Regions from separate parts of the Homo sapiens genome. Here region 1 is linked to region 2. A link is an interaction called in ENCODE POLR2A ChIA-PET data of the cell type or tissue named here. Cell type or tissue: endothelial cell of umbilical vein. All regions are shown on one strand. Links, peaks and the distances in the headings refer to the core of each region. The heading gives the core; the rest is flanking DNA.

What was found. Peaks named below come from ENCODE experiments on the same cell type or tissue, not always from the same donor. Only the 100,000 strongest peaks of a DNase experiment are listed, where the experiment ranks them.
Region 1: POLR2A ChIA-PET joins it to region 2 with 11 read pairs; 3 of 35 experiments call an interaction of 5 or more read pairs at or near these places.

What each region holds. Positions count from the first base shown.
Region 1 is chr11:28,056,907-28,062,295 of GRCh38, reverse strand. KIF18A (kinesin family member 18A) reads left to right here. Exons shown (of 17, transcript NM_031217.4): 13 at 3,135-3,370. It overlaps MIR610 (microRNA 610), which reads right to left; the gene lies at 5,386-5,389. Among named protein-coding and RNA genes, the nearest start is that of MIR610, 2.8 kb to the right of the region's middle. In endothelial cell of umbilical vein, for the core only: no CTCF peak of the experiment used is centred there; no DNase peak of the experiment used is centred there.
Region 2 is chr11:27,932,200-27,937,588 of GRCh38, reverse strand. No RefSeq gene overlaps it. Among named protein-coding and RNA genes, the nearest start is that of MIR610, 120 kb to the left of the region's middle. RefSeq lists enhancers at 2,316-3,515, 3,190-3,691 and a silencer at 3,273-3,567. In endothelial cell of umbilical vein, for the core only: no CTCF peak of the experiment used is centred there; DNase peaks (open chromatin) are centred at 2,618 and 3,288; H3K27ac peaks cover 2,112 bases.

The DNA.
Region 1 (5,389 bases), core at 242-5,241, 120 kb before region 2:
GGATACATTATTTTTAAGTGTCTGTCTGAACCAGAAAACATTAAGAGAGTTATTTCCTTCCAACAAAGTTTTTACATTGGTTTATAAATTTGAAAGTGTTTTTCTTTAAAAGTATGTTACTTTTACTTAATATATGCTATGTAATACAAAATTTCATAAGTACCTACACACATTGAAAAGAAATCTGCCTTCTACCTCTATCTTCTAGCCATCCATTTCTCCACTTAGAAGCAATTGCTGTTAACATCACTTGAATTTTTAAGTAGGCAATTGTTAATTATTCATAATTCCAGAATTTTTTGCTGTCATTACAGTGAAGTTGCTAAATATCAGGTGTCCTGATTTTTATGTGATGCTATAACAGACCTTTTATGTTCTCTCTTCTAGCTCAGTAGTAACATTAGTCATTTAGTTTTTAAAACATAATAATAAAAAGTATGGCTTAATCTTTTTTTTGTCACATTGGATACGTCAGTCAACTCCTTAGGCATCACTTTGATGTTCCATGCAAATGGGATATTTATTTCTCTAAGTGCTTTCTGCTACTCTAAGAATCTATTCATGTTCTACTGGTATGCTCAAATAACTGATAATTATCTTGATTTAGAGGAAATCATATTAGTATAGCTTTTTTTAAAAAAGAAAAATGAAAAACTTCAGGGAGTTACTCTTATGTGGATGGAAGTTCAGACTAATCTCTTTATACTTTCTGTGTCTATTCCTAGAGCAGATATTGAATATTCATTTACTAACACTCAAACCACTTACAAGAGCTGAAGTCATCAAGAAACAATAATTTCTTTTAACCATATTACATTTGCTATATCAGACCCCAGATGAATATACTATCTTAAGATAAACATTTACCTTAAAATGGGGGGAAAAAGACTAACTCAACAATTTAGAAAACTGGTGAACCAGAGGATCACAGAGGAAATGTAGCATAGAAGAAAGAGGATGAGTTTTGGAATCAATCTTGAATTCTAGCTTATATGAGCAATATAACCTTACGCTGATTATTTAGCTTTGCTAAGCTATAGTTTTCTTATATAAAAATAGATTATAATACAGTTCATATAAAGGTTATGAATAGATTATAATACATTTCATATAAAGTTTTTGAAAAGATTAAACATAAAAATAAATAACATGATATAATTCCTGTGTTATAGGTGCCTAGGACTACTTTCAGGTTCAGTGATTCATTAGGAGGACTCACAGGACTCATCAGATAGTTGTATTCTTAGCTGTGCTTTATTTCAGCAAGAGGCTACAAAGCACATTCGGCAAAGGGAAAAGGTACAGGGCGCAAAGTCTGCAGGAACCCTGACACAGAGTTTCAAGAGTCTTCCTCCAGTGGAATCACACAGAATGTGCACAATTCCTCCAGCAAAAAGTTGTGGCAGCACATGTGAAATGTTCTCTGCTTTGGAAGCTCTTTTGAGTTCCATGTCCCAGGTTTTTATTGGGAGCTGGTTGCATAGGCACTTTCTGCCAGGATGTATCAAAATTCCAGACTTTTCAAAAGGAGAGAAGGTGTTTTAGCATAAACCACATTGTTTGTGCAAACAGTTTAAGCACAGTGAGCCACTCTTGTCATATGAGTTCTGGAAATGCTGGGAACCCTCCTAAAATCCATATTTTAAAATACCAGCCAGGTATCAACCTTATAACCAAGCCTTTCTTAGCAGTGTCAGACCTACTATGATAACTTTCCTGCACAGTACCTGATTAGTGTAGATGCTAAATAAGTAATTGTTTAAATGACTTTGATTAATAACTTTTTCTTGTACTTGTTACCTACTTGACTTAAATGCAGCACCCTCCAGCCACCCCCACCAAAAGGAAAAAGGTCACAATTTCTTGTGCTGCTATTGAAATATTTAAGACTTGTAGGTTAAAAGGTGGTATTTCTTTGTGTATGAAAGTGAATGCCCGATTAGTCTTTTCCCACTACCCTATCCATACTTCTAATGGTTCTCTTCTCCTCGATGTTATGAGTCAACTGGAACATCATCTATTGATGGACTCAGGATTCCAGGACTGAATCATTTCAAGATCATTCATGTTGTTAGACATATTTCTTTATAGAAAATTTGGGAACCACTGATTGAGTGTATAAATTTATAACTGTTTAGCTGTGACATTTCTTCAATGAACACTTACACAGAGGTCTGATACACAAAAAATTACATTCGGTGCTGCTGTAATTGTTGCTAATAAGGGAGATTTTGAGTTAAAGCCGTGAATCCAGTGCCCTAACGATTATTTATACTCCCCATCCTTATCCACAACTTTTCTCCTTAAAATCCCTTTAAGTGCCATTCCAAAAGCCATTTCTTTAGGTCATTTAACTTAAAGGAGAGGTAGGTTTTGTTATTTTGTTATGTGTTTGTGTGTGTGTGTGTGTTTTAATGTTGTATACCTAAAATATGTCTCATCATTTCACATAGTATATTAATTTTTCATTTCAATTTTATGATAATTAGTAGCAGTAACAACATCTGTAGTTTGGAAATCACATTATGTTTTGCAAAAAGCTTTTATGTACATTTAATTCATTTAGCTAGGGACAGTGGCTCATCCCTGTAATCCCAGCACTTTGGGAGGTGGAGGCAAGAAGATCTCTTGAGGCTAAGTGTTTGAGACCAACCTGGACAACATAGCAAGACCCCATCTCTACCAAAAAATAAAAAAATTAGTCAGTGTAGTGGCACACATCTGTGGTCCCAGCAACTTGGGAGCCTAAGGTGGGAGGATCAAGTGAGGCCAGGAGTTCGAGGCTGCAATGAGATGATCATGCCACTACACTCCAGCCTGGGCCACAGAGTGAGACCCTGTCTCTAAAAAATAAATAAACAAATATACTTAACTCATTTAGCCCTCAAAGCAATCTCCTATTATAAGTAGTGGCTATTTATCTGTCCCTCACATTACAGAGGAAAAACTTCAGTTTTTGCCTTGTCCAAGGTCATATGGAAGCAAGTGAAGACAATCTGAGACTAGAACTCAGTTCATACATGGGAAATTATTTTAATGATATGCTAATGCTTTGGGTGTTACATAAAAGAACTAAAATAATGTGTTTAAAATGTCATATTTATCTCTCCTTTCTTCTCATCTTCTGTATATAGAGTATTGAATGCTTTACTTCCAACCCTAAGAAAACAATATTGCACATTAAAAGAAGCCGGCCTGTCAAATGCTGCTTTTGAATCTGACTTCAAAGAGATCGAACATTTGGTAGAGAGGAAAAAAGTGGTAGTTTGGGCTGACCAAACTGCCGAACAACCAAAGCAAAACGATCTACCAGGGATTTCTGTTCTTATGACCTTTCCACAACTTGGACCAGTTCAGCCTATTCCTTGTTGTAAGTATAACTTTCGTTTTAAGTAAATAGTAACATTATTTCTAAAGAGAACCTTTGTATATCAATCTATAGAACAGTTAATTTTAATAGGTTTGTCTATTTTATGAAAATTAATGGGAAAATTAGCTTTATAGTCATTTCAATTAACCAGTATCTTCCAAAGATCTAGAACAAGTATGCATTGATGTTCTATATAACTCTAGCAGTAAAATTCATTTTACAACTCTTTTCTTTTTTTTTTTTTTTTTTTTTTTTTTTTTTTTGGTGACAGGGTCTCACCCTGTTGCCCAGCCTGGAGTCCAGTGGTGCAATCAAAGCTTGCTGCAGCCTCCACCTCCTGGGCTCTAGCAATCCTTCCACTTCAGCCCCACAAGTAGCTAGGAATTACAGGCATGCACCACCACTCCTGGCTTTTTTTTTTTTTTTTTTTTTTTTTCCTGTAGAAACAAAGTATCACTGTTACCCAGGCTGACCTCAAACTCCTGGGCTCAAGCAGTTGTCTCCCCTGGCCTCCCAAATTGCTGAGATTATAGGCATGAGCTGCTGTGCCTAACCCATTTTATCTATTTTTGATGGAACAATTTTGCTTCCCATCCTTCTTTAAAATGTAACCTCTATTAAGGGCAGGAAATTATAATTAATCATATCATATTTTATGATAATAATCTGTTCTTAAGATCAACTAACAGTGTAGAGTTTACTATTTTTCTATTGACAAATCACTTGATATTTCTCTTTCTCTCATAAAAGTATGTGTGAGACATTTTAATTGCAAAGCTAACATATAATCTTAGTTAAGAAAAAAATTCAGACAATGTAGAAGAAAAGAAGTAGACTGCCACCTTCAACTCTTCTCAGAACCTCAATTTTATGCCCTATCTCAGAGATTAAATGCTGTTAAATATTTATCTTTGCAGTATGTGTGTAATACACATGTATTACATAAAGCTTTTTGTTAGGTTTCACGTGAATGCTAGCACATTACACATAGTGACCTGCAACTTTTTTGTTTAGTTTATTATGTTTATTGGTTTTATTTGTTTATTATGAACATTTTTAGGGTGCATACATGAAGAATCTACCTCATTTTTTTATTGTTTTTGAGAATCCAGAGAATAGATGTACCATAATTTAATTAACCTTTTTTCTATTAGTGAACAGTACATCAGAGAACACATCTGTGTATTCACATTTGTGCGTGCATAGCAGAATCCTAGAAGCTGATTTGCCAGGTTAAAGGACATATCATTTTTTTTTTAATGCATCATGTTAAACTGCTTTTCATAATTTTTTTCTGTACTTAGTACCCATGAGAGTAACTGTTTCATCTTTACCTAAACCAAAAATAGTAACAACAGCAATAATAATGCATAGTCTTTTTTGTTTTGTTTTTTTTGTTTTGTTTTGTTTTGAGACCGAGTCTCGCTCTGTCACCCAGGCTGGAGTGCAGTGGCGCGATCTCTGCTCACTGCAAGCTCCGTCTCCTGGGTTCACACCATTCTCCTGCCTCAGCCTCCAAAGAAGCTGGGACTACAGGTGCCCGCCATCATGCCTGGCTAATTTTTTGCATTTTTAGTAGAGACAGAGTTTCACCATGTTAGCCAGGATGGTCTCAATCTCCTGACCTCGTGATCCATCCACCTCGGCCTCCCAAAGTGCTGGGATTACAGGCGTGAGCCACCGCGCCCAGCTGCATAGTCTTTTAAAATGTGTAACTCTCAGATTATCGATGAGGCCAATTCATCCCCTGTCAGGTATCCTTTGCTCATTCACACTAGTGGAAATTTTTGTTTATTTGTTATGGGTTTGAGGGGCTTTTTGTTTGCTTGGTTTTTTACTTGGCACTTCGTATCTAATAACTCTTTGTTCATTTGGTGCTGCTTTTTTTTATATATATGTTGAGCAATAATTGATCAATTTATTGGACTTTTAACTTTTATATAGTCAAATCTGCCTATATTTTCCATTATGGGGAATTTTCTTGGGATCTGGTGTTTATTAGCCCCTCACTCCCAACTA
Region 2 (5,389 bases), core at 187-5,186:
TTCTGGTAACTGTGTCCAGTCCCCATCTTTTTGCTTTAGGGAGCTGCATCTTCCTCTTTTCTACCTGTAATTCTGATGGGACTTCATGGTTAGGCACATGACCCTAGTCTGACCAGTTGCAGTTTCAACCCCTTTGGCTATAGAGGTAGGTCTAGATTTTTGGCATGTTTCAACTGTGGACCAATCAGAATCCATTCCCTGGGATGTTTTTTATACTAAAATTGGGTAGAAGAAAATCCCTCCACCTAAGCCACAATACTTCAAGATGGAAGGTTGAAGTTACCAACGGATGGACTTCCCACCATGGGGAAAATGCCTTCTGCAATAAGTGAAAGTCTTGGCAGCACTGGCCTGGTTGCTGTGAGTTGATCACTCAAGCTAGTGTGATCTTCACAAGCCCCTCTAAGACTCAAGCACTTTGTTCATTAATAAAATGGTACAAGATACCTGATCTGCTTATCCCTCAGACTGTTGGAGGGTACAAATGAGACCCATCCTAATTTGCCCCCAGCATATACTGTAATACCTGTTTTGCCAGTAAAGCAAGTCCATTCCGAGCATTTATTTGTCAAAATCACATATGCAGATGTGTTTCACTGGAGCCAGTTGGAGTTTCTGAAGTTTGTATGTCAGAATGGATTACTTCTATCCAAATGAAGGAAGGACTTATACTGGCAAGATACAAAGAGGAAGACTAGACTTTGTTTCCAAATTAGTATGGTCCCAAAATCACTACCATCTCTACTCCCCTAGAGAAAAAAAATATGTGTTCATAAAAAAAAAAAATCTAAATTCTGACAAACCTTTTCAATAAGAATCTATAGATCAGACAAATTCTAAAATCCTTGGTAGCTAAGAATATGTTTTGGGTTTTGTTGTTGTTGTTGTTTGTTTGTTTGCTTTTGAGACAGAGTCTTGCTCTGTCACCCAGGCTGGATTGCAGTGGCGCGATCTCGGCTCACTGCAACCTCTGCCTCCTGGGTTCAAGTGATTCTCGTGCCTCAGCCTCCCAAATAGCTGGGATTACAGGCCCCTGCTACCATGCCCGGCTAATTTTTGTGTGTGTGTGTGTGTGTGTGTTTAATAGAGAAGGGGTTTTGTCATGTTGGTCAGGCTTGTTTCTAACTTCTGACCTCAGGTGATCCCCCTGGCTCAGCCTCTCAAAGTGTTGGGATTACAGGCGTGAGCCACTGCACCTAGCCAGTAGTTTAATGCACTCCCCAAATGATACTCATGATTGCTGAATTTTTAGGTCCACCATGTTAAGGGAAAGAGCACCAGCAGTAAATTGAGATACCTGATGTCCATTTATAAGGAATCAGTTAACTAAGAGTACACAGAAAGTTCGAAGTCAAACTCAAATGTATAGTTCATAAAATTGTGTGATATATTATTAAGAAAAAACCTTGCAGAACAGTATGTATAATACACTTCCATTAAAAATTATGTTGGCATAATTATGCATGCCAACAAAAATTATGCATGGCATAAGCATAGAAAAATTGGACGGCTCTACACCTAACAGTAACAATTATTGTAGAGTGCTTACAAGGCACTATCATCTCATATATGTCTATGGTGCTTGAGTGTTTATGGTAAGACTGTGTTACACATGTCATCGTGAGACATTTATAAAGAGTCTATCATCAATCTATCCATCTACTTACCTATCTACCTACTTACCTACCTACCTATTGCTGCAACCATCCGTCTCTGTGAAAGAACACCAAATTGGATTTCAGATTTAAGTCCTCGTTGGGCTTTCAACTAATAGGGCTACAGGAAAGCAATGTGATGGTTAAGAACTTGATCTCTAGATTCAGAAAGACTTGGGTTCCAAACCTGACTTCATTACTTATATTAGTGACATGACTTAATTCTCCTTATTTCACTAAGTGTTTGTTTTCTCATTTGCAAAGGAGGATAAAAATACCTACCTCACCTTCCAAAAGCCTGTAACCCCAGTCCAATCATGGAGAAGAAGATCAGACAAATTCCAATAAAGTGGCATTCTAAAAAAATACCTAATTGGAGCTCTTCAAAACTGTCAAGGTTATCAAAAACAAGGAAAGTCTGAGAAACTGTCACAGAAGAGCTTAGGTAAACATGACAACTAAATGTAATGTGGTAACCTGGATGAGCTCCTGACATAGAAAAAGGACATTAGGTAAAAGCTAAGGAAATCATTGGAATGAAGCATGAACTTTAGTTAATAATAAGGTAACAATAGTGGTTCATATATTATAATAAAAGTACTACACCAATGTGAACTATTAATAATAAGATAAACTGGTTATGGAGTATATGGAAACTTTCTGCACTATCTTCTCCATTTCTCTGTAAATATAAATCTGTTTAAAAACATAAAAAAGACAATTTCCTAGAATTGCCATGGGGCTTAATCAATACAAATGTTACAAATTAGTACCTTGAAGGCACAGAATGGGGGCCTAATAAACAGTAGCGATTACTATTATAATCTCATGTCTCTGTTTTCCTCATTTCCTATCTCTAGCCCATGGGGATTGGACTCAACACGCTGTAAGATCTCTTCCAGCTCGAAGATTCTGGGCCTCTGTAGCTTAAATTCCTGAGGCATGATTCGCTGAATGTGAGTCATATTCACCATCCTTCCGGCTTCTGTGGATTTGTCTCAGTGATGCCGTACCTTGCTATTTACTTTCTTCATTCTCTGGCTGTATGAGGGACTTACAATCATTCCGCAGTTTCTTTCATAAAATGATTGAGACTCAGAATGACTAGCCACACACATTCCCCACAAAAGACCTCCAAGAGTTTCCAACCAGATCCAGATTCTGACATCAGAGGGGCTTCTACTGTCCCTACCACAAGCGTCTGTGTATCTATGACTGTGATAAGGCCCCAGAGAGGACAGAGAGAGAGAGAGGGAAAGGGCCACCAAAAAGTGTTCCAAGAAAGAAAGAACTCCCCCTTCTCCTCTAACTAAACCCAGTATCCTCAGGCAGGGTTCCTATCTGTGTGTTTTAGGACTGCTTCACATCCCATCAGCTCTCTTGGAACCTAATCGTTTGCAGGGCCCCATCAGCTCTATCCAAGCAGAGAAATTACGCGCAAGCTGAAGTGTGCATGCTCTTCTGTGTGGCCCCAGAATGACTTGAGTCTACTGAATGGAATTTCATACATGTGTTGGGTGAGGTGATTTATTATAGGCGGTAATGGAAATTAATTTCACTTTGAACCCTGTGGCACCAGAAAATGCCTAAGTGCTGAGCCATTTTCTTTAAGTAGGCCGTAAAGCTGCTACTTGCTTCTGACTGGGCAGCGAAGTGGCGATGATCACTTGTAAAACAATGAGCTTGAATAGGAGGTTAATGGGCCCTGGCCGACCTCGTGCAGCCTGCAGTGCTCATCCTACCAGCCCCTGCAGTCACGGGACTCAGTCTTCCTGGCGCCACAGAAAACAGAGATGCTGGAGCAGTATTTGTATGCTAAAGCAGAGCCAAAGAAGGGGAGAGGGAAACATTCCTGGGGAGCCAATGACCGTGCTTTGACCATGAGTGTTTGGCTGAAAGTGGTGGCCTTGTCCCTAGAAGTTCCCTTAGTAGGAAGCAGAATGGCTCAGAGCTATAAATGGGCCTGAGGAGATCCTGTTTCTAAAGACGGCCTCAGTAAAGGCTCTTACTGCTTAATTTGAGATACAGAGTATTTTCCAAGACAGCTTCTGGATTCTAAGGCTTGCCATCATGGTCTTCTGATTTAAAGTTTTATAAAGGCATTTTAGTCACTATTGAAGGGCACAAAATTCAGGGACCGTTCTAAGGCCTCCAGTGAAGCCATTCCACAGAACTTGTTGTTACACCACAATTACAAATTTAGGTAGAAGATCCTTCAGGGAGACGATCCTTCTGGGAGATGGGGCTCCTCTTGTAATTCATACAAAAGCCACACATGTGCTCACAATATTGAAGGAGCTATTGCTGTGTAACGTCATGTATTAATATAAATACATATATGTAAAAATTAGTTATTGCTTATTTCCTCATTAGAATTTTTTGTTTAATACCATATTAGATTTGTTTGCTACTATAGAACTTAGATGGCTGGCACATAATAGACCTTCAATACATTTTTTTTAAATGAATGAACTATAGAAAGTATTTTAGTGACTATAAAAATGGACAGGGCACTGAACGGGTCTTTAAATAATTTCCAACTTATTAGAGAAAGGAAGCATTCATTTTATTTATTCATTTATTAATTTTTTCAACAAATACTTAATGCATGTTATACTAAGTACCAGGTGATATTCTGGGATTTAGACAATGAATGAGATCCATTCTGGGTTCCACCTAATGACTACTAAATTGGATTATCCAGCTGTAAGTCTCAGGAATCAGTATTTTCTAAATATCCCCAACCCCCAACAAACAATTATATAGAACAGCTGGTTTGAGGAGTCTCAACCCAATATCACATAGGACTGTCAGAGGTGTTTAAACCAGAGCAACTCCATCTTGAATAGAAGCTGAGTAAAGCAAGGCAAAGACCTACAGGACTGAATTCCCAAATGGTTAGGCATTCTAAGTCACAGGATGAGATAGGAAGTTGACACAAGATACAGATCATAAAGACCTTGCTGACAAAAGAAGTTGCAGTAAAGAAGCCATCTAAAACCCACCAAAAGCAAAATGGTAATGAGAGTGACCTCTGGTCATCCTCACTGCTACACTCCCACCAGCGCTCCCACAGTTTACAAATGCCATGGCAACATCAGGAAGTTAACCTATATTGTCTAAAAAAGGGAGACATGAATAATCCACCACTTGTTTAGCATATTATCAAGAAATAACCATAGAAATGGGCAACCAACAGCCCTCAGGGCTGCTCTGCCTATTCTTTTATCCCCCTACTTTCCTAATAAACTTGGCTTCACTTTATGGATTCACCTCAAATACTTTCTTGTATGAAAGCCAAGAACCCTCCCTTGGGATCTGGATTGGGACCCCTTTCTGTATCATCTTTCTCATGAACCCCAAAGAGATAAAACTGAAGAAACCCCCGATCCAAAGGAAAATCATCTGCACACACAGATTGGCTGACTTTGGGTAAGTGGGGTGCATTTACTGGGGTAAAAGGGGTTGGGTTAGAGGCCCAACTTAGAGGAGTTAGAGTCCCTCCTAAAACAGACAGGATTAGAGGCCCCTCTTAATAAAAGACAATGATGCCTGACCAAACCTGGGTTGGAAGCCCAACTTAGAAAGGTTAGAGTCCTTGCTAAGATTTAAGGGGTTAGATGCCCCATTCAGTAAGGTCCCTTTTAGCTAAGAATGGGTTTGGCACCAGGGGATGTTAACTGCTATGCTCTTTGTATTAACCTGCCTTGTCCTTTTTGCTACATGAATCAATT